Regions from separate parts of the Homo sapiens genome. Here region 1 is linked to region 2. A link is an interaction called in ENCODE POLR2A ChIA-PET data of the cell type or tissue named here. Cell type or tissue: CD4-positive, alpha-beta T cell. All regions are shown on one strand. Each heading gives the region's core, and the rest is flanking DNA. Links, peaks and the distances in the headings are about the cores only. Region 1 holds the start of CHST14 (carbohydrate sulfotransferase 14). Region 2 holds the start of IVD (isovaleryl-CoA dehydrogenase).

The links. ChIA-PET counts read pairs that join two places held together with the same protein. Peaks named below come from ENCODE experiments on the same cell type or tissue, not always from the same donor. Only the 100,000 strongest peaks of a DNase experiment are listed, where the experiment ranks them.
Region 1: POLR2A ChIA-PET joins it to region 2 with 5 read pairs; 7 of 35 experiments call an interaction of 5 or more read pairs at or near these places.

Annotation. Positions count from the first base shown.
Region 1 is chr15:40,468,732-40,475,082 of GRCh38, reverse strand. CHST14 (carbohydrate sulfotransferase 14) reads right to left here and starts at 4,099. Exons shown (of 1, transcript NM_130468.4): 1 at 1,925-4,099. The coding sequence starts at 3,869. The coding sequence ends at 2,739. RefSeq lists enhancers at 2,332-3,235, 4,518-4,627 and silencers at 3,688-3,937, 3,988-4,227. In CD4-positive, alpha-beta T cell, for the core only: no CTCF peak of the experiment used is centred there; DNase peaks (open chromatin) are centred at 3,262, 3,752 and 4,152; H3K4me3 peaks cover 1,988 bases; H3K27ac peaks cover 1,325 bases.
Region 2 is chr15:40,393,383-40,407,512 of GRCh38, reverse strand. It overlaps IVD (isovaleryl-CoA dehydrogenase), which reads right to left and starts at 1,718. Exons shown (of 12, transcript NM_002225.5): 1 at 1,542-1,718. The coding sequence starts at 1,685. KNSTRN (kinetochore localized astrin (SPAG5) binding protein) reads right to left here. Exons shown (of 9, transcript NM_033286.4): 9 at 13,225-14,044. The coding sequence ends at 13,916. RefSeq lists enhancers at 14-513, 3,803-3,902, 8,944-9,013. In CD4-positive, alpha-beta T cell, for the core only: no CTCF peak of the experiment used is centred there; a DNase peak (open chromatin) is centred at 1,792; H3K4me3 peaks cover 1,593 bases; H3K27ac peaks cover 1,232 bases.

The sequences.
Region 1 (6,351 bases), core at 2,331-6,330, 65 kb before region 2:
CCCTACCTTCCATAAGCCTTCCTCCTTTCCTCCCTCCCATTTGGGAGGCAGACAGACCTGGGTTGGACACTTTGGGCAGGTTATTTATCCTCTCTGTGCCAGTTTCCATGTCTGTAAAACAGGATGACCCCACCGGCACGCGGCTGTTGTGAGGATTAAATGGGGTGAGTACAGCAGCCGGCCCCAGTGTTCTCCAGGTTCTCCGGTTCGTGCTGCAGGCCCCAGTTAGGGGGACTGATTAGCTGCTGTAGGTCTGGAGCCGCTTAAAGTCCCAGGCAAGGAGGAAAAAGAGGGTGCAGTAGGGGGGTCCTGAGGGGTCGGAAGCTCAGAGAAGGACTGACTCATTGGTAGAGGAAGTAAACCCAGAGGTCAAAGGGGCCCTGCCCAGAGGTAGCAGTGATACCCAGTGCTGGGCCAGACACAGTGTCCTGGCTTCTCCCTTGTCCCCACAGGCCTCTGAGGGGTCAGGTGTTGAACCAGCATCCAAAAGAACATCCACTGAGCCAGGTGTGGGGATGGGCCCTTTTATTCATTTTGTCTTCATTAATCCTCCCCTCTCCTAGCAATCTACATGAGATAGGTGTTTTTATTCCCACGACACATTGGAGAAAACAGAGGCTCTGAGAGATAGGCATCTGGTGAGGAATAGGGCTGGGACTTGATCGGTCTAGGTAAAGTCCCCAGAGCCAAGGGGACTCTGAAGAAGGACATCTGAGCCAGACAGGGGGTCAGGTAAGGCCTTCTGGAAGCAACATGGCCTGATGAGTCATAGTGGAGAGCCATAAGTGCCCATAGAAGCCCCCTATCCCAAATATGGGAAATAGTGTTAGTTTTCCTCTACAAAGTCCAATCAATAGCAAAGCTAGCGACAGGTAGCACCTGCAAGGGGGCCCTCCCTGCCTCCCTTCCTTGGGCCCCCCTCTTACCATAGCCTCAGGTCTCTATAAAGTACAGCAGTTCCCACTGGGGGTGTGTGAAATAGGGCTAACAGAGAAGGGCCAGCTCTGGCCTTGCAACTCTCCCTTGGGCCCAGCAACTCCTGATGGGCCTGGGATCCCTGGAGAGCAGTGGGGGCAATGGGCCATACTGAAGTCTGTCCTCTGCTGCTCCAACTGTATTCCTTCCACAACTTTCTCTGGACCTAAGTCAACAAGAGCCTGACCCTCACTCAACCTCCTTGCCTGCCTTCCTTGTAGTGCCAGAAAAAAATCTCCTTGCTCACACAAAAATTTTCTTTTTCATTTGAAAATGGTCCGGGGCCAGGCGTGGTAGCTCACGCCTGTAATCCTAGCACTTTGGAGGGGCCGAGGTGGGCAGATCACCTGAGGTTAGGAGTTCAAAACCAGCCTGGCCAACATGGTGAAACCCCATCTCTACTAAAAATACAAAAATTAGCCAGGTGTGGTGGTGCGTGCCTGTAATCATCCCAGCTACTTGGGAGGCTGAGGCAATCGCTAGAACCCAGGAGGTAGAGGTTGCAGTGAGCCAAGATGGTGCTACTGCACTGCAGCCTGGGTGACAGATCGAGACTTCATCTCAAAAAAAAAAAAAAAAAAAAGAAAGAAAGAAAATGCTCTGGGGGAACTTCTCATTCAACTCTTATTGAATAAGAGGAGGATCCCGTATCTCCTACCCACCTACTTTTTTAGGGAATAATACATGTAGGTATGCTCTGGACGTGAGGCCATTCCTAACTGGGCTTGCCCTTTGGTGACATCCCAGGATCTGAGTCTGTGATCTGGTATAGCCTATTAGAAAGCCCCCAAAGTCTCCATGGAATGGCAACGGCCCATTGGACCAGCCCAACCAAGTTATACCTTACTTTCTCTATCTACAGGCTGCCTCCCCTGACATGGGAAGACAGACATCGAGGAGATCTGCTGGGCCCACAGGAGCTCCAAGGGAAATCACAGAAATGCTCGCCTTATATATAAAACTGCTTTATTAAAAAGTCAGCTATTAGGAAAACAAAGCCCTTACAAGGGTTCTATCAAAAAGTACAAATTTTAAATAAATGCATCAGAAAAATGGCAGCCAGATATACCAGCCACAGTCACAACCTCAAAGGCCTTGTGGGGAAGGAAGGGAGAATTAGGGAGGAGGTTCCGAGAACTCAAGGAAGAGGCTGGGCACAGAGGGTCTTTGGGTGCCTGCAGAGCTGGGTCCTGGAGCTACCAGGCAAGAACCCTGCTTCCGTTTTCCTTTCCTTGGAAAAATGTAAAGAACTGGCAGGTGTAGGAAATTTTGAGACTGGAGCAGAAAGGCACAAAAGTCATTTATAAGGTATGATTGCTCACTCTAGTCCTGAGGCACATGGGGTGGATAAATGGGGGATCAGAGCCACAGGGTCCCTGGCTCTGGTCATGCTTGCCCCTGGCTGGTACCATCTCTGAGTTTGGCCACAGGTTAAATTAAGGTAGACCAAGTGGACTGCATAATCCTGGCAGCCCGGGGTCTGGAGCCAGTCTTTAGATCAGATGTGTTGCTTCATTGGCAAACTGGTGTCTGCCCCCCAAGAGATCCCCCCAATGAGGAGCAGCAGGTCTCCTGCCTAGCCCTGTCCTCTGAGTCACTGTGGGTGCCCACCCTGGACAAGGAACTTCTGAGGGCAGTCTCTGCCATCCAGGATCCTGAGAAGCCCCAAGCCCCAGAGCCAGAGTTTCTCCGAATGACAGGCAGAAGCACAGAAAGCTGGCGTTGAAACCAGTCCCCACCAGCTGCTGGCCCCACACCCATGGTCACTGCTGACACGCCTCCTTGGTGACATTAGGCAGTGGGTAGGCAAAGAGGGAGAAGTCCAGGATATACTTAGGCAGCACATCCTGCAGCAGGGCCCGGGGGGCACTGCACAAGTGGTAATGCAGGCTTTCGGGGCTGGCTGGCCGGTACCAGGCCTGGCGAGCTGGAAATCGGACGTGAGGTGGTGCCCGTACCCACTCCAGCACCTGATTTGCATCAGCCTCCAGCCTCTCATAGGAGCCCACAAAGTCATAGTGCACGGCACAAGGCTGGCACAGGTGGTACACGGGCATCCAATGCTCATTCATGCGCTCAGGGTCCTCATCCACCAGGTATCTCAGGAACTCGGGGAATGTGACATCGTCGCCTGCAGGGCTGGGCCCCGCTCCAGCCCTGTACCGCCTCACTATCTCAGCCCCATAGCGTTGCTGGTACTCTCGGATCTCGCCAAACTTGTTGCGGTAGGCAGAGAGGAGGCGTTCCAAGGGCTCCCGCACAAACAGGAACTTAAAGTAGTGCTGCAGGCGGTAGCGAATCTCCTCAGGCCGCAGGTCGGCCAGGAACACCAGGTCACTGCGGTGGTCCATCTTGAGGCGGACGTCCACGCTGTCCAGGACGCCTGCCAGCACCTTCATCACCCGCTTCCAGTTAGAGCAGGCCACCTTGGGGACGTAGCAGTAGAGGAAGCGGTAACGGTCACTTACGAGGATGTGGCGCAGCAGGGTGCGCCGCTGCCCCACCGGCAAGTCCCAGGGGTCCCGGGGCATGCCTGGCTGTCCGCACACCGCCCGCAGGGTCCTGTTCCGGACGTCCTGCCGCACTTGCAAGTCCGCGTCCCCAGCCCTGAGGGACAGGCCCCCAGGCTTGGGGGCTTTCCCGCGCCAGGCTGTGCCCTCGCGGCCGGGCGGGTGCAGGGGCAGGGGCTTCATCTCGGCCAGGATGCCCCGCTCGATCATGAGCAGCAGCCCGCTGGAGGCCACGATCACCGCAAACATCAGCATGGACGGCAGCAGCAGGGGCGGCCCACCCAGCCCCGCCCGGGCCCTGCCCAGAGGGGCCCGCCTCAGCGCCCGGCCCAGGGGCTCGGCGCCATTTGGGGCCGCCAGCGGGGTCAGCGGGCGGGGGAACATGGTGCTCAAGGGGTGGGGGCCTGCGCGGGCCCGGCCGATCCGAGGGCGGCCTGGAAGGCGGGCTCGGGCTGGGGGCGGGAGGAGGGTCTGGGACCGGGGGTAGTTGGGGAGGGGAGGGCAGGGGACAGCCCTGGCGCGTGTAGGGGTGGCCGGCTCCCGGGCTGCGGCGCCGAAGCGGGCGGCGGGCGGCGGGCGCGGCGAGGGACCCGGGCCGGATGTCCCGCCCGGCCGCTCTCCACCCCCGGCCTCGCAGTGACACAGGCGCGGGGGCGGGCCCACGCCGGGGGCGGGGAGAGGGGCGGGCGCCCCTGCGGGGCGCGGGCTTGGGAGGGCGCACGCGGACCCCTACCCGGAAGAGGGCGCCTGAGTCAGGGCCACCCCTGTCCTCTGGGCTTGGGGACAAAAGCTCCTGAGACCTCGAAGGCAGAAAAGACTCGAGGCTGCTCTCCTGCAGCGTGTGTCCTCAGGGAAGTGGACAAGGGGGATTCGCCACAAACTCAGGCCTGTCCTAGCCCTTCCTCCAGCAACGGGTCTGGAGGCAGGGAGGCGGGCAGCGCTCTCTCCGAGTCCAGACGTGCCGGAGGCTGGTCTTTCCAGCTGGAAGCGGAGCCCTCGGTGTGCTCCCCCTTGCCACCCTTAACTCCCTCCGTCCTGCAGGTCGTGGCCACTCCAGGAAGGAGAAGCAGAACTGTCAGACACTGACCAGTCTCCATGGTGACCCTTGTGTTTAGCAATACCTGGGGACTGACTACAGTGCTTGTCCACTGGGTAATGCTGAAATGTCTGGAAATGGAGTCTCCCCTCCTCTGCCTTCTCCTCATGAGGCAGTGGGATAACTGGGCACTCTGGGGAGGGTCTGACACATTGGTCCATCAGCTGCTGGTGTGGCCAACACACATTTGGAAGGGTGAGGAGCTGGGGGCACAAAACAGCAGGGAAACAGCACGTAGTCTCCTTGCCTGGAGCTAGATGTGTGCTCCATGGCACCAGGCTGGTCACTTGGGCGGACAGCAGACCCGAAGTGCTTTGGATGTCAGCAACCACCATTTCCCACTGGGAACCTGGCTCAGTAGCCAGACTTGGTCCAGCTATGTGCTTGCTGCCTGCAGAGAGCCAGCAAGCCTCTGAAGCAGCAGAGGAATATGATTAGAGCCCAAGTGTACTGAGGACAGCGCCCACTAAGTGTTTTATATTCATTATCTCCTTTAGTTGTTACAGCCACCCTGGCAGGGAGCTAGTGTGGACATTCCCTTTGTACAGCTGAAGTAACAGAGGCTCAGGGAAGATGTGACTCAGTATGGGTGGTTCTGAGTCTAAAACCTAAATTTCTAATCACGGCCCTTCAGAGATTAAAGGAGCATATCATGGAATGGCTAGAAGGGAGGAAGCAGCTGACTCGAGGGCGGACTGTACAGAGCAGGTGATGGAAAATAGAAGATACCAGTGGGAGAATGGAGCTACCAGTGATCAGATGAATTCAGAAGGGTGAGGGGACTTGAGGGATGAGGTGATACTAGAGGGCTCACTGATGACCCCACAATCCCAGCAACAGGAAAAGCACACAGATGAGCCAGGGGAAGGAACGGTAAAGCCTTGCAGCCTTCCAGCTCTCCAGGGCAGGCTCTCCACATCTGATTGCCCCAGTGCATCTGCAGGCTACCACCTGTCCATTTGCTGCACCAGAAGTTTGCGTGAAGGTTCTGCCTTGTCTACACTGCTCCTTGCTTCCAATAATCCTAAAGGTATACATTTCTGGTGATAGGATTTTCTATTAAAATCATATTTTCCAGTAAGTATGTCCTTTAAACCAGGAGAGGAAAAAAAGGCCTTAGACCTTTAAAAATCTTTTGATAATGTGGCCACATGTGCTCCCTTCTGTGTTACAGGGTAGTTTTCTGTGTTAGCAGTCAGGGTGAGGCAGGGGGAGTCCTTGGGCCTGGTACTTATCTCCATACCAATTTCTTGTCTGTAAGATAAGGACAAGCTACCACTCGCCTCAAGGGAGTCTTGTGGACACCACACTGAAGGCAGAGCTAGAAAAATCCATGGTGGTGTCTGTGCCACCAATAAATTCTGAAAAAATGTTCCTGCCCACATGCACCATGCCTTAGCAAAATGCAGAAGTGGAGGCGGGGCGGGGGGGTGCTGTGGCTCCCAGGAACCTCTATGGCCTTAGAGCTGCCCCACCTGGAACATGGTCAACACTGAGGCTTCCAGGCTGGGACCAGGGCTGGGCTGAAGCAGGGGTCAGCTGGCCGCAGACCCTTGGCCCCATGATGTGGCCTTCCTCAGCAAGCAAGAAGCACCAGCTGCAAGACACTGAGGCCCTAGGACAGTGCTGGCCAGTTACCCAAGGTGATGAGGAGGGATGCTTTTTTTTTCTTTTCTGAGACAGGATCTCACTCTGTCACCCAGGCTGCAGTGGTATGATCACGGCTCACTGCAGCCTCGTGCTCTTGGGATCAAGCAATCCTCCTACCTT
Region 2 (14,130 bases), core at 1-4,000:
TAGTTTATGCCTCCTCAGAGATGATCTTCACCCCTCTTTCTTAAGGTCTTCAGCCTAGACAGCTTGATGGTAATTTTTAAAACGTCACACTTTACATAAAAATCATTCCATTGGTTTCCACTGTACTTAGAATAAAACACAAGCTTCTCACCCAGGCCTACTAGGCCCTGCAGGAGCTGACCCCAGCTGACTCTCCTAGCTTCCCCAGCACCTTCCCACCTCCCACCCTCTGTGCTCCAGCTGCATTCCAGGCAGCTGCCAGATCTCAATAGTTGTCAGGCTCTTTTAAGCCCCCGAACCTTTGGCTAAAAGGGTCTGATTACCCAAAGAGATTAGAAACGCCTCTTGGCGGCTGGGCATGGTGGCTCATGCCTGTAATCCCAGCACTTTGGGAGGCCGAGGCAGGAGGATCACCTGAGGTTGGGAGTTTGAGACCAGCCTGACCAACATGGAGAAACTCCGTCTCTACTAAAAACACAAAATTAGCCGGGCGTGGTGGTGCATGCCTGTAATCCCAGCTACCTGGGAGGCTGAGGCAGGAGAATCACTTGAACCCGGGAGGCGGACGTTGTGGTGAGCGGAGATCGCGCCATTACACTCCAGCCTGGGCAACAAGAGTGAAACTCCGTCTCAAAAAAAAAAAAAAAAGAAAAAAGAAAAGAAACTCCTCTTGCCAGGAAAGCTTGAGAATAGGGATTGAACCCTTTCCACTTGAGGTGGTTCACGGAAGCTCTGAGCGCTCGCTGGCTATAAACATAAACTACGGAGTTGCTGGGAGGCTCATACCTCCGCCAACTCCATCCAGCCTCCAAGTGAAACCTCAGGAAGGACTCTGGTTCTGCTCCATTTGTAAATACTACTTCGTCTTCTTTTCTATTTTTTATGAGATGGGGGTCTGGCTATGTTGCTTAGGCTGATCTCAAACCCCTGAGCTCAAACAATCCTCCCACCTCGGCCTCCCAAAGTGCTAGGATTACAGGTGTGAGCCACGGCGCCTGGCCTCCAACTACTTCTTTCAAGTACTTGTTCAACTTTTGTGTTTTGACCCAATGGGCTGAAGAGCGACAGGAGAGCTCACTGTGGCTTTTTAAAACCCCCAAACTGTTTATACAAAAAAGACTCCCTGGTGATTACGATGACCACCCAGGTGTGAGAAGCATACCTCAGCCTGTTCAGGTGTAAGTGAACTACATACAGATTGAGGGCCCTTGTGCCACAAGCGGTAGGTAGCCTGGCCAATCCTCCACCAAAACACCATCAGTCTCTCAGGAGCTCTCCCAGCCTCGACTCCTCCTCTCTACTTCCAGCAGTACTGTCCCACGGTCTCAAATCTTCACTCCACAGACGTGAGGCCGAGGTCAGAGGACTGGACCCGAGGTCGGAGGCCCCGCGTCCCGCCCCCGCGCTGGCGCTCCCAACGGCCCACGGGCAAAAGCCAAGGCTGGGTGGGCGCTGGGCCGATGGGGACCAGGCAGGAAGGAGGCCTTGGGGACCAGGCAGGAAGGAGGCCTTGGGGCCAGGAAGGGGGTCAGTCTCCTCACCTGCCTCTGCTCCTCGCTTAGCCCATTGATTGCATCGTCCACGGGCAAAAGCGAGTGGGCCCGCTGGGAAACGAAGCCGGCAAGCGGCGGCCGCAGCCTCCAGCTCGCCACACGCCACCCCAGCAGCCGAGTCGCAGTCGCCATCTCTGCCATGCACGAAGAGCCAGCGCTGAAACTGAGCCAGCTCTTAGCTCCACCAATCCAGGCTTCGCCGCCCACCAAACCGGCTAGGGGGTGGGCTGCAGCAGCCAATCACCCTAGGCGGCCCGCCGAAGGCGTTGCTGCCCTTGGACCGCACCCGAGCCAATCAACCGTGATCGCCTGCCAGCTTCCAGCCAGTGCAACGGCCGCAGGCCGAGTGGCCCTGCCCCGAACGCTGCAAATGCTGGCGTGCTCCCTAGGATGAGTGTTTTTAGCGGGGTAGAAGAGCAAGTGTTTTTTTCTTTTTATCTCCCTGCGTTGAAATAGCAGCCCCTAACTGCGGAAATCTCTCTGTGGGAAAGCAGAGTGTGGAAACAGCAATCAGAAAACTGCCCACGTACCCAGTAAATTGGTCAAGCATCTCTGGAATAATTAAGATCGGAAAAGTAGTGCTTGCTCTAACGTGCACACTGATCATAACAGAGTACATCTTGCTTTATTATATAACAAGGTTTGTAGATTTAGATTCATGTTTTATGGGAAAGGGGTTATTAAGGAGTAGCTGCCTTCTAGATTGGAGATGCGCCTCGATTTACAGTGGGGTTACTTCTCGATAAACCCATCATAAATGGAAAATATTGTAAGTCAAAAATGCACTTTGAAAATACACTTAGGCCGGGCATGATGGCTCACACCTGTAATCCCAGCACTTTGGGAGGCCGAGGCGGGTGAGTCACCTGAGGCGGAGAGTTTTAGACCAGCCTGGCCAACATGGAGAAATCCTGTCTCTACTACAAATACAAAAATTAGCTGGGCGTGGTGGTGCATGCCTGTAATCCCAGCTACTCAGGAGGTTGAGGCAGGAGAATCGCTTGAACCCGGGAGGTGGAGGTTGCGGTGAGCTGAGATCACGCCATTGCACTCCAGCCTGGGCAACAAGAGTGACACTCCGTCTCAAAACAGAAAACAAAAAAACACCTAACCTACCAAACATCATAGCTTAGACTAGTGGACCTTAAACGTACTTGGAACACTTATAATAGCTTATAACGGCACAATCATGTAACACAAAGCATATTTTATAAGACAGTGTTAGATATCATTTATTGAATATTGTACAGTTTCTATTCAATGTCTATCACTTTCACACCATCATAAAGTTGAAAAATCTTAAGTTGAACTATTGTAAGTTGGGGACCATTTGTATTTAATATGTGTTAAATATTAAATAGTACATATTTACGTATTATACTATATATTAAATAAGATGTATTAAATAGGCTGGGCATGGTTGCTCATGCCTGTAATCCTAGGACTTTGGGAGCTTAGGTGGGAAGATCGCTCGAGGCCAGGAGTCCAAGACCATCCTGTGCAACATAGGGAGACCCTGTCTCCACAAAAAATTTGAGAAAACAAACAACAACAAAAGATGTATTAAATAGTAAATAGTATGTATTTAATACACCAGAATAATAGCAGTCAGGACTTAGAAACACGGGTTCGGGACACAGGGAAAGGAAGAGTGGTGAGGGGAAAGAGGGGAGCTGATGGAATTAAGTCTCTATCCCCTCTCCACTTGCTCTATTTTCCTCCTCCATGTTGTGTCAATGTTATTTTTAAAATTTAATTAATTAATTAGAGATGGGGCCGGGGTGGGGGTGGGCAGTCTCACTATGTTGCCCAAGCTGATCTTGAACTCCTGGGCTCATGTGATCCTCCTGTCTTGGCCTCCCAAAGTGCTAGGATTACAGGCATGAGCCACGGAACCCAGCCAAGTCAATGCTCTTGAACAACTCATCTCAGGTTGGTACCCTGAGTCCAGGAGTCTATGCAATCCCACTACATAGCTGTGGGACTTTCGGCAAGTTTCTTAGATCTTTTCAGTCACTGTTTCATCATCTTTAAAACGAAAATGATACCAACCAACTTTAAGGCTACTATGAGGAATAAAAGAGATTGCATACTTAATGATTCAGCACAGTACTTGGCACATTGCTCTCATTTTTAGATCATTCATACCACATCCAACTTCCCTGCACCCATTCCTCAGCTTCTAACTCACCCCCTCACCATAATTTGAAGTACTACTGAGAAGTTAACACCCGATCATAGCACTGCTTTTTTGTTGTTGTTGTTGTTTAAGACGGAGTCTCACTCTGTCGCCCAGGCTGGAGTGCAGTGGCGCCATCTCGGCTCACTGCCAGCTCCGCCTCCCGGGTTCACACCATTCTCCTGCATCAGTCTCCCGAGTAGTTGGGACTACAGGCGCCTGCCACCACGCCTGGCTAATTTTTTGTACTTTTAGTAGAGACGGGGTTTCACCGTGTTAGCCAGGATGATCTTGATCTCCTGACCTCGTGATCCGCCCACTTTGGCCTCCCAAAGTGCTGGGATTACAGGCGTGAGCCACCGCGCCCGGCCGCTTTTTTTTTTTTTTAAATCAGGTTGAAATTAAATTTTTTTTTTTTTTTTTTTGAGACAGGATCTCTGTCACCTAGGCTGGAGCACAGTGGCACAATCATGGCTTACTGCCATGACTGGACTCAAGCAATCCTCTGGCCTCAGCCTGCCAAGTAGATGGGACTACAGGCACATGCCACCGGCCTAATATATACATCTATACACATATACATACATATATATATATATGTATGTATATTGTAGAGATGAGGGTCTCACTATGTTACCCAGGCTGGTCTCAAATTCCTGGCCTCAAGCAATCCTCCTGCCTTGGCCTCCCAAACTGCTTGGATTACAGGCATGAGCCACTGTACCAGCCCACCTTTATTAGTTTCTTAAATATTCCACAGTTTTATGTAAATACAAGCAATTATGAATATATATTCTTCTTACACTTAACAATGTATCTTGGAGATCTTGGCATATCACTATGTTAAGAGCGTCCTCTTTTTTCTTTTTTTAAAGACTATTCCATTGTATAGATACAACTTAGTTTTTCTTCTTATGAATGAGGTGGAGGATTTTTTCATACCGAAAGCCCTTATTTTTCTGTGGACTGTCAGATCATGTCCTTTGCCTATTTATGTGTTGCACTGTTGGCACTTTTCTTAACTCAAACCTACAATAAATGTGTAGGTTCACTGGAAAAGAATCAGGTCTGAGAGGAAAGACTTTGAGCTTGTTTTGGGCACAATTATGTTTGAAGCGCTTTTGAGTCATCTTAAGAGGTAATGTGGGCCAGGCATGGTGGCTCACGCCTGTAATTCCAACATTCTGGGAGGCTGAGGCAGTAGGATCACTTGAGGTGAGGAGTTCGAGACCAGCCTGAGCAACACAATAAGACCAGTCTCTACAAAAAATTTTAAAAATTAGCCAGCGGTGGTGGGTTGTGCTTGTAGTCTCAGCTTCTTGAGAGACTGAGACAGGAGGATGGTTTGAACCCAGGAGTTTGAGGTCACAGTGTGTAATGATCAGGCCACTGTACTCCAGTCTAGGCAACGGAACAAAACCCTGTCTCTAAAAAAATTAAAAACAAAAAATAAAAAGATTAACAAAATTAAGCTGGGTGCTGTGGTACATACCTGTAATCCCAGCTACTCAGGTGGCCGATGCAGGAGGATTGCTTGAGCCCAGGGGTTGGAGTCTAGTCTGGGCAACATAGAAAGACCCTATCTCCTAAAATAAAAAGAAGATTTTAAAAATTGATAAACCGCTAGCAAGACTTATCAAGAAAAAAAGAGAAATTGCAAATGTCTGATATCAAGAATTAAAAAGGGGACAGCTCTCAAATCCTACAGATATGAAAAAGATAAGGATATTTTGAGCAATTTATGCTAATACATTTGATAATGTAGATGAAATAGACAAATCAAACTGACACAAACTGACATAACAGAAAATCTGAATAGTCCTATATCTACTAAATAAATTGAAATCCACAATGAAAAACTTTCCATGAAGAAAACTCCAAGCGTAAATGACTTCACTAATGAATTCTTCCAAATACTTAAGTAAGAAATATGGGTATAGGCCGGGCGCGGTGGCTCACGCCTGTAATCCCAGCACTTTGGGAGGCCGAGGCGGGCGGATTACGAGGTCAGGAGTTCAAGACCAGCCTGGCCAACATAGTGAAACCCCATCTCTACTAAAAATACAAAAAATTAGCCGGGCATGGTGGCGGGAGACTATAGTCCCAGCTACACGGGAGGCTGAGGCAGTAGAATCGCTTGAACCCGGGAGGCAGAGGTTGCAGTGAGTGGAGATCACGCCACATCACTCCAGCCTGGGCGACAGAGCAAGACTCCGTCTCAAACCAAAAAAAAAAAAAAAGAAAAAGAAAAAAAAATATGGGTATAAACCTAAGAGAGAATAAACAAGAAATAATACCCGGTGGCTCAGCCTGTAATCCCATCACTTTGGGAGGCCGAGGTGGGCGGATCACAAGGTCAGGAGATCAAGACCATCCTGTGAATGGTGAAACCCCGTCTCTACTAAAAATACAAAAAAAAAAAAAAAAAAAAAAAGTAGCCGGGCGTGGTGGCGGGCGCCTGTGGTCCCAGCTACTGGGAGGCTGAGGCGGGAGAATGCCGTGAACCCGGGAGGCAGAGCTTGCAGTGAGCCGAGATTGCGCCACTGCACTCCAGCCTGGGCAACAGAGCGAGACTCCGTCTCGGAAAAAAAAAAAAAAAAAAAAAAAGGAAATAATACCAAACTTATTATTTCAACTCATTTTATGAGGCCAATATAATCCTGATACCAAAAATCTTACAAGAAACATTACAAAAGAAGGCCGGGCACGGTGGCTCATGCCTGTAATCCCAGCACTTTGGGAGGCCAAGCTGGGCGGATCACGAGGTCAGGAGATCGAGACCATCCTGGCTAACACGACGAAACCCCGTCTCTACTAAAAATACAAAAAATTAGTCGGGCGTGGTGGCGGGCACCTGTAGTCCCAGCTACTTGGGAAGCTGAGGCAGGAGAATGGCGTGAACCCGGGAGGCGGAGCTTGCAGTGAGCCGAGATTGCACCACTGCACTCCAGCCTGGGCGACAGAGCAAGACTCCGATTTCATATGATACAAAAGATTAGAGGTAGATAATAAACCTTAATATGAAAGGTGAACAATAAAGCTTTGAGCAACAAAGTAAGGTAAAAATCGAACAAATGAAAGTATAAAGTAAAAACATAAAATACTGCATGTTCTCTCCTATAAATGGGAGTTGAGTACATTGAGTACACACAGACACAAAGAAGGCAACAGCAGACACTGGGGCCTACTTGAGGGTGGAGGGTGGGTGGAGGGTGAGGATCAGAAAACTACCTATCGGGTTCCATGCTCGTCACCTGGGTGACAGGCAGTTTACCTATGTAACGAACCTGCACATGCACCCCTGAACATAAAAGTTGAAAAAACAAAGTAAAAACTTGTTCATACAGGCCAGGTGTGGTATATAATTACATCCATAATTCCAGCACTTTGGAAGGCCAAGGTGGGCAGATCACCTAAGGTCAGGAGTTTGAGACCAGCCTGGTCAACTTGATGAGACCTCATTTTTGCAAACATACAAAAATTAGCCAGGCAAGGTAGTGTGCACCTGTAGTCCCAGCTACTCAGGAGGCTGAGGCAGGAGAATCGTTTGAAACTGGGAGGCGAAGTGGCAGTGAACCAAGATCGCAACACTGTACTCCAGCCTGGGCCACAGAGCAAGACTGTCTTAAAAAAAAAAAAAAAAAAAAAAAAAAAGAACAGAAAAAAACAAACATGTTTATATTGTTATAAATAAATGGGAGGGAGAAGGCAGAAATCCTCCTTACAGAAGAATTCCAAACAATATAGACAGGTAGATAGTTCTTACTCCCCTTGAGAGTGGCTGGAATTAGTGATGACTTCTAAAGAGAGTATGGAAGGAGTATAACAGTAACTTTACAGTGGAGAAACCCGGCTAACACTGCCTTAACCAAGTGATCAAAGTTAATATCACTAGCAACAAGTCAAGTTGATGTTATATACCTGTAATATCGTGTGCAAAGCTGGTTCCTTCTGGTGGGTTCTTGGTGTCGCTGACTTTAAAAATGAAGCTGTGGACCTTCGTGGTATTACAGCTCTTAAAGGTGGCATGGAACCAAAGAGTGAGCAGCAGCAAGATTTATTCTGAAGAGCAAAGGAACAGCTTCCACAACCTGGATGGGGAGCCGAGCTGCTAGACACCGCTGGCTGGGGTTGGGGGGTGGTGGCGGGGCTGGGGGGCAGCTTTTATTCCCTTATTTGTCCCCGCCCAGATCCTGCTGATTGGTCCATTTTACAGAGCACTGATTGGCCCATTTTACAAGGTGCTGATTGGCGCATTTTACAAACCTCTAGCTAGCTACAGAGCACTGATTGGTGCATTTTAAAATCCTCTTGTAAGACAGAAAAGTTCTCCAAGTCCCCACCCGACCCAGAAGTCCAGCTGGCTTCACCTCTCAATATGATGCGTTGAGTACACTTTACATATGTGGTATTCTTCCCTAAAACACATAACCACAGTCTAATCATCAAAAAAAAAAAAAAAAAAAAGAAAGAAAAATCAGACAAATCCAAATTGAGGGATATTCTACAAAATATCTGACCGCTACTCCTTGAAACTGTCAAGGTCATGAAAAACAGAAACAGATTGAGAAACTGTCATTGACCAGGGGAGACTAAGGAGACATAATAACTAATGACAAAATACAATATGGCATCCTGAACGAGATCCTAAAACAGAAAAACTACATTAGTAGACAGACCAATGAAATCCAAATAAAGCCCAGGGTTTAGTTAATAATGATCTACTGATGCTGGTTTCTTAGTTTTGACAAATGTGCCATGGTATTGTGAGATGTTAACATTAGGGGAAGCTGGGGAAGGGGTATATGGGAATTCTCTGGACTATCTTTGCAACTTTTCCATAAATCTAAAATTATCCCCAAATATATAAATTATTACTATCTTTTGAGACACGGTGTCACTCTGTAGCCTAGGCTGGAGTGCAGTTGAGATAGATCAGGTAGGTTGGTCACAGCCTCACTTAAAGGGGAAGAAGATACTTGCCAAACAGACAGATGGAGAGCACAGCTCAACGCTGCACAAACCGCATCAGGAACTCGTGGTCAGAACATCCTGCTGCAAGGAGGAAAAAGAGTAAAAGGGGAAAAAACCTCGAGCTTGCACAGGGACAGAAACCCTTGGTCAGTGTCTTTAGGTTGACCTATACTCATTTAACAGTAAAAACACACCCCAGGATGGAGAATTACAATGCTAATGAGACATGCAATGTATATACTGGCATGTATAGCAATAGTGTGTGCTCATCCAGAAGACCTTCCACAACATGCTTAACAGCAACACTCATTCCCACCCTTTAATGAATAATTATATAAGCTTCTCATAAAGGTAATTTCCCCAGTGTAGGATGGGGCTGTCTCATTCTCAAGTAGCCCTCTCTGGCCCAGCTATCAAGAGTGTACTTTCACTTTGCAATAAACTACTTTGCCTACTTTTACTTTGGATTTGCTCTCAAATTCTTTTGCTCACCAAAGTCAAGAACCTGAACCGGCCCACCAACAACACAGTGGAGCTTTCACAGCTCACTGCAGCCTCGTTCTCCCTGGTTCAAGCAATCCCCTCACCTAAGCCTCCAGAGTAGCTGGGACTACAGGTGTGCACCATCGCGTCTGGCTATTTAAAAAAATTTTTGGTAGAGAAGAGGTCTTGCTATGCTGCCCAGGCTGGTCTTGAACTCCTGAACTCAAGTACTCCTCCCGCCCCAGTCTTCCAAAGTGCTGGGATTACAAGCATGAGCCACTGTGTCTGGCCAAAATATATATTTCAAAAAAGACTGACTAAACCTCCAGCTCTCATACATTGTTGTGGTGGTATAAACAGGTACATTTATTTTGGAAAACTGAGTTGCTTACCCTCCGACTCAGCAGTTCTATTCTTGGGTATCTATCCAAGAGAAACCAGTGCACTTTTATTAATAGCCTAAACATAGAAACAAATGTCCACTAGCCAGAGAATACTGATACATTCAACGATACAAATTATAGAGACATGTTGAGCTAAAGAAACCAAACACAAGAGTACATTCTCGGCTGGGTGCAGTGGCTCAAACCTGTAATCCTGGCACTCTGGGAGGCCAGGAGTTCAAGATCAGCCTGGGCAACATAGTGAGAGCCCCCAGCTCTACCAAAAATTTAAAAATTAGCGAGGGGTGGTAGCATTCATCTGTAGTACTAGCTATTCAGTTGGCTGAGCCCAGAAATTCGAGGTTACAGTGAGCTATTATTGTGTATTATTGTGCCTCTGAACTCCGGCCTGGGCAACAGAGCAAGATGCTGTCTTTTTTTTTTTTTTTTTTTTTTTTTTGAGTCAGGAGTATCACCATGTTGCCCAGGCTGGTCAAGAACTTCTGGCCTAAAGCTATACTCTGGCCTTGGTCCGTCTCTTAAAAAAAAAAAAAGGGGAGCTGGGCTTGGTGGCTCAAGCCTGTAATCCCAGCACCTTGGGAGGCCGAGGCAGGCGGATCGTATGAGCTGAGGTGTTGGAGAACAGCTTGGGCAACATGGCAAGACCTCATCTCTACAAAAAATACAAAAATTAGCTGGGTGTGGTTGTGTGTGCCTGTAGTCCCAGTTACTTGGGGGGCTGAGGCAGGAGGATCACTTGAGCCCAGGAGGTCCAGGCTGCAGTGAGCCAAGATGGCACCACTGCACTCCAGCCTGGATGACAGAAACCCTCTCTCTCTCTCAAAAAAAGTATATACTATGAGTCCATTTATATGAAATTCTTGAAAGGACAATACTAATGGATGTGATTTTGTAGAGTAGTGCTCACTTCCACAGCAGCAACAGTAACTTATGAACCTGTACACTTAAGGTTAGTGCACTTTAAGCCTCAAATTAAAAAAAAAAAACAAACTGGTTAAAGTTTGCCATTTCAACTATTTTATTTATTTATTTATTTATTTATTTATTTATTTATTTAGAGATGGAGTCTTGCTCTTGTCACCCAGGCTGGAGTGCAGTGGCACGATCTTGGCTCACTGCAACCTCCGCCTCCCGGGTTCAAGCGATTCTCCTGCCTCAGCCACCCAAGTAGCTGCGACTATAGGCACCCGCCACCACAACCGGCTAATTTTTGTATTTTTAGTAGAGACAGGGTTTCACCATGTTGGCCAGGCCGCTCAAACTCCTGACCTCAGGTAATCCACCCACCTTGGCCTCCCAAAGTGCTGGGATTACAGGTGTGAGCCACCGCACCCGGCCTCAACCATTTTAAAGTGTACAATTCAGTGGCATTAGGTATATGCACAATGTTATGCAACCACCACCACTTTCCATTTCCAGAATGTCATCATCCCAAAGAGAAACTCCCCTCCCCTCCTGCTCAGTCCCTGGTAATCTATATTCTACTTTGGATGGATTTGCCTACTGTAGCTACATCACATTAGTGTTTCTGTGTACTTTGAAGCCAGATTGGCAGAGAAAGAAAAATGGTAAGGAAATAGCTTCTTGAGATATTTGGCTGTGAATATAGTATATGTGGTAGCTGGAGGGGATAAGGGTGGGGTTTTGGCTTTATGTTTTAAGATGGTTGCAATTTGAACTTAAGAGTCAAAGTTGAGAGTTCCCAAGTCAGAAGGAAGTTGAATAACTGAGGCCTGCAAAGGCATGGTAAGATCAGCGACTGTGTTTTGGGGTGGGGAGAAGGGGGCACTGGAATAGAAGTTTGGGGTGAATTTATGAAGGGAATCTTTTGCCAGGATAAGTTTTAAACTTTAATAATATCACCACCAGGATTTGAGTACCTTTGCCAGGCACTGGGTTAGGTACTGGACATAATTCTCTTTTATAACCACCCAGCAAGACAGGTATTATTGGTATGAACTTATTCATACTTTTTTCTTTTTTGAGACAGAGTCTTGTTCTGTCACCCAGGCTGGAGTGCAATGGTGCCATCTCGGCTCACCGCAACCTCCGCCTTCTGGGTTCAAGAGATTCTCCTGCCTCAGCCTCCCGAGTAGCTGGGACTACAAGTGTGTGCCACCACACCCAGCTAATTTTTGTATTTTTAGTAGAGACAGGGTTTCATCATGATGGTCAGGCTGATCTCTAACTCCTGACATCGTGATCCACCCACTTCAGCCTCCCGAAGTGTCAGGATTACAGGCATGAGCCACTGCACCCAGCCTGTTCATACCAGTTTTATTGGTATGAACTCAGTTTGAGAGAATTTGCCAAAGACCAGTTTTTAGTGGATAGGCTCAAAATATTTGAAACATAACCAACTTTGTGAATGTCTGTATGAGAAGGCAAACAATTTTGGCCCTTTAAGCTCAGGTTGGAGTGTTACTGGCTTCACTGAGTGTCTCTGGGCAGCCTTAAAGATGCTGAAGGGTGGGGGTGGGAGGGTTTGGAGAAGAAATTAGGAGGTGCAGAAAGAACAGGAGATGGCCAAAGTCAGCCTAGTTTGGTTAAGAAAAAAATTTGGCCATGCCTTTGGTAAACCGGGGGGAGGCCTGTCATGGACTTCAGGCCATGTACTAAAGGATCTATTGGACCAGGCCTAGGATTGGCTGTGCAAAGCAAACAGCAGGCAGATAATCATGCTTAAGAGTGCAGGGAGGGCTGGGCGTGGTGGCTCACGCCTGTAATCCCAGCATTTTGGGAGGCTGAGGTGGGTGGCTTACTTGAGGTCAGGGGTTAGAGGCCAGCCTGGCCAACTGGGCAAAACCCCACCCGACTCTACTAAAAATACAAAAATGGCAGGGTGTGGTGGCTCATGCCTGGCCTCAGCACTTTGGGAGGCTGAGGCGGGCGGATCACTTAAGGTCAGGAGTTGGCCAACATGGTGAAACCACGCCTCTACTAAAAATACAAAAATTAGCTGGGTGTGGTGGTGGGGGGTGGGGTGCCTGTAATCCCAGCTACTCAGGAGAATTGCTTGAACCCAGACAGCGGAGGTTGTGGTGAGCAGAGATCGCACCACTGTGCTGGGCGATAGAGTAAGCAAGACTCTGTCTCAAAAAAAAAAAAAAAAAAAAAGGCCGGGTGCAGTGGCTCACACCTGTAACCCCAGCACTTTGGGAGGTCGAGGCGGGCGGATCATGAGGTCAGTAGATCGAGACCATCCTGGCTAACATGGTGAAACCCTGTCTCTACTAAAAATACTAAAAATTAGCAAGGCGTGGTGACATGCCCCTGTAGTCCCAGCTACTTGGGAGGCTGAGGCAGGAGAACTGCTTAAACCTGGGAGGTGGAGGTTGCAGTGAGCCGAGATCACGCCACTGCACTCCAGCCTAGGCAACAGAGTGAGACTGTGTCTCAGAAAAAAAAAAAAAAAAAGAGTGCAGGGAAAACATGGGCAGCAAGTGGCCACAGACCTGGTGAAACCACTGCTACAAATGGGCAACACCCTCAGGAGACTAGCCAATGCTCTTGGGAGACAGAGGGACTAGCCACAGGACTCTTAAAGAGTAGCAGAAAAATATTCTAGATTAAGTCAGAATATCTTGGACTTGTTAACTAAATTAGTTCAATAATGATCAACTGACATATCTAGGTTAAAAGGCTATTTTCATTCCTCAATGTTACAGTCAGAATATTTACAGAAGTATTTATTTTAAAAGTAGACTTAAAAAAGAAAAGTAATTTAGATTAAAAGATCCAAGGTGTATTGTTTCATGTAGGTGTTACTGCTACCTATACTTTCACCCCATTTATTAAGCCCAAAACACTTCAAGCAACTTCAGGTTCATAAATTAATAAGGAGGTACAGAAGCCCAACCAGGATGGGAAAGAATGTGTTTCAGGTTAGAAGGGGACAGCATGGCTCCTCAATGATGTCTTGTATGGAACATTTGTGCTCCACTGTAATGAAGATTTTCTTCCTGAAAATCTGAATGTGACATTTTAGATCCTCTGGTTGTTGGTTTAGTCTCCCGATTGTAATGGTGTGCTGAAGTCAGGTGGTTGACTAGAAGGTCAATCCAAGCTCCTAGGCTCCCCTCTCTTGTAGGCCTCAATTATCCACCTGTGAGGCTCAGGAGGGCTGACCAACCTGAAGGTTGGGAAAACTTGCTTAAATGAGGAATTGCCATTTCAGCATAAACTGTCCTTAAGTCTACTGTAGAAATTGTTTTCATTCTGGAGATGGTGAGTCCCAGAAGATCATGGCCAAGATGATGTCCTAAGTAGCTTCCTCTGAGATTTTATGCCCAAGAGGGAGCCATCTGGCCACTTGCTTCTTCTTACATTTCTAATAGCTGCTCCATTTCCTTAAGGGCTGTTGTTAAATCATTTACTTGATTGTTACATAAGGTTTGCTGTTCTAGGAATCGGACTCTTTCCTCTTTCATCTCCAGCTTTACCTTTAAGGCCTGCATGGAAAGACATTCCAAAAGAAAACAACACATACACAAAACTCTTGACTAACAGGAAACACAATTCCCACATCAGAACATTA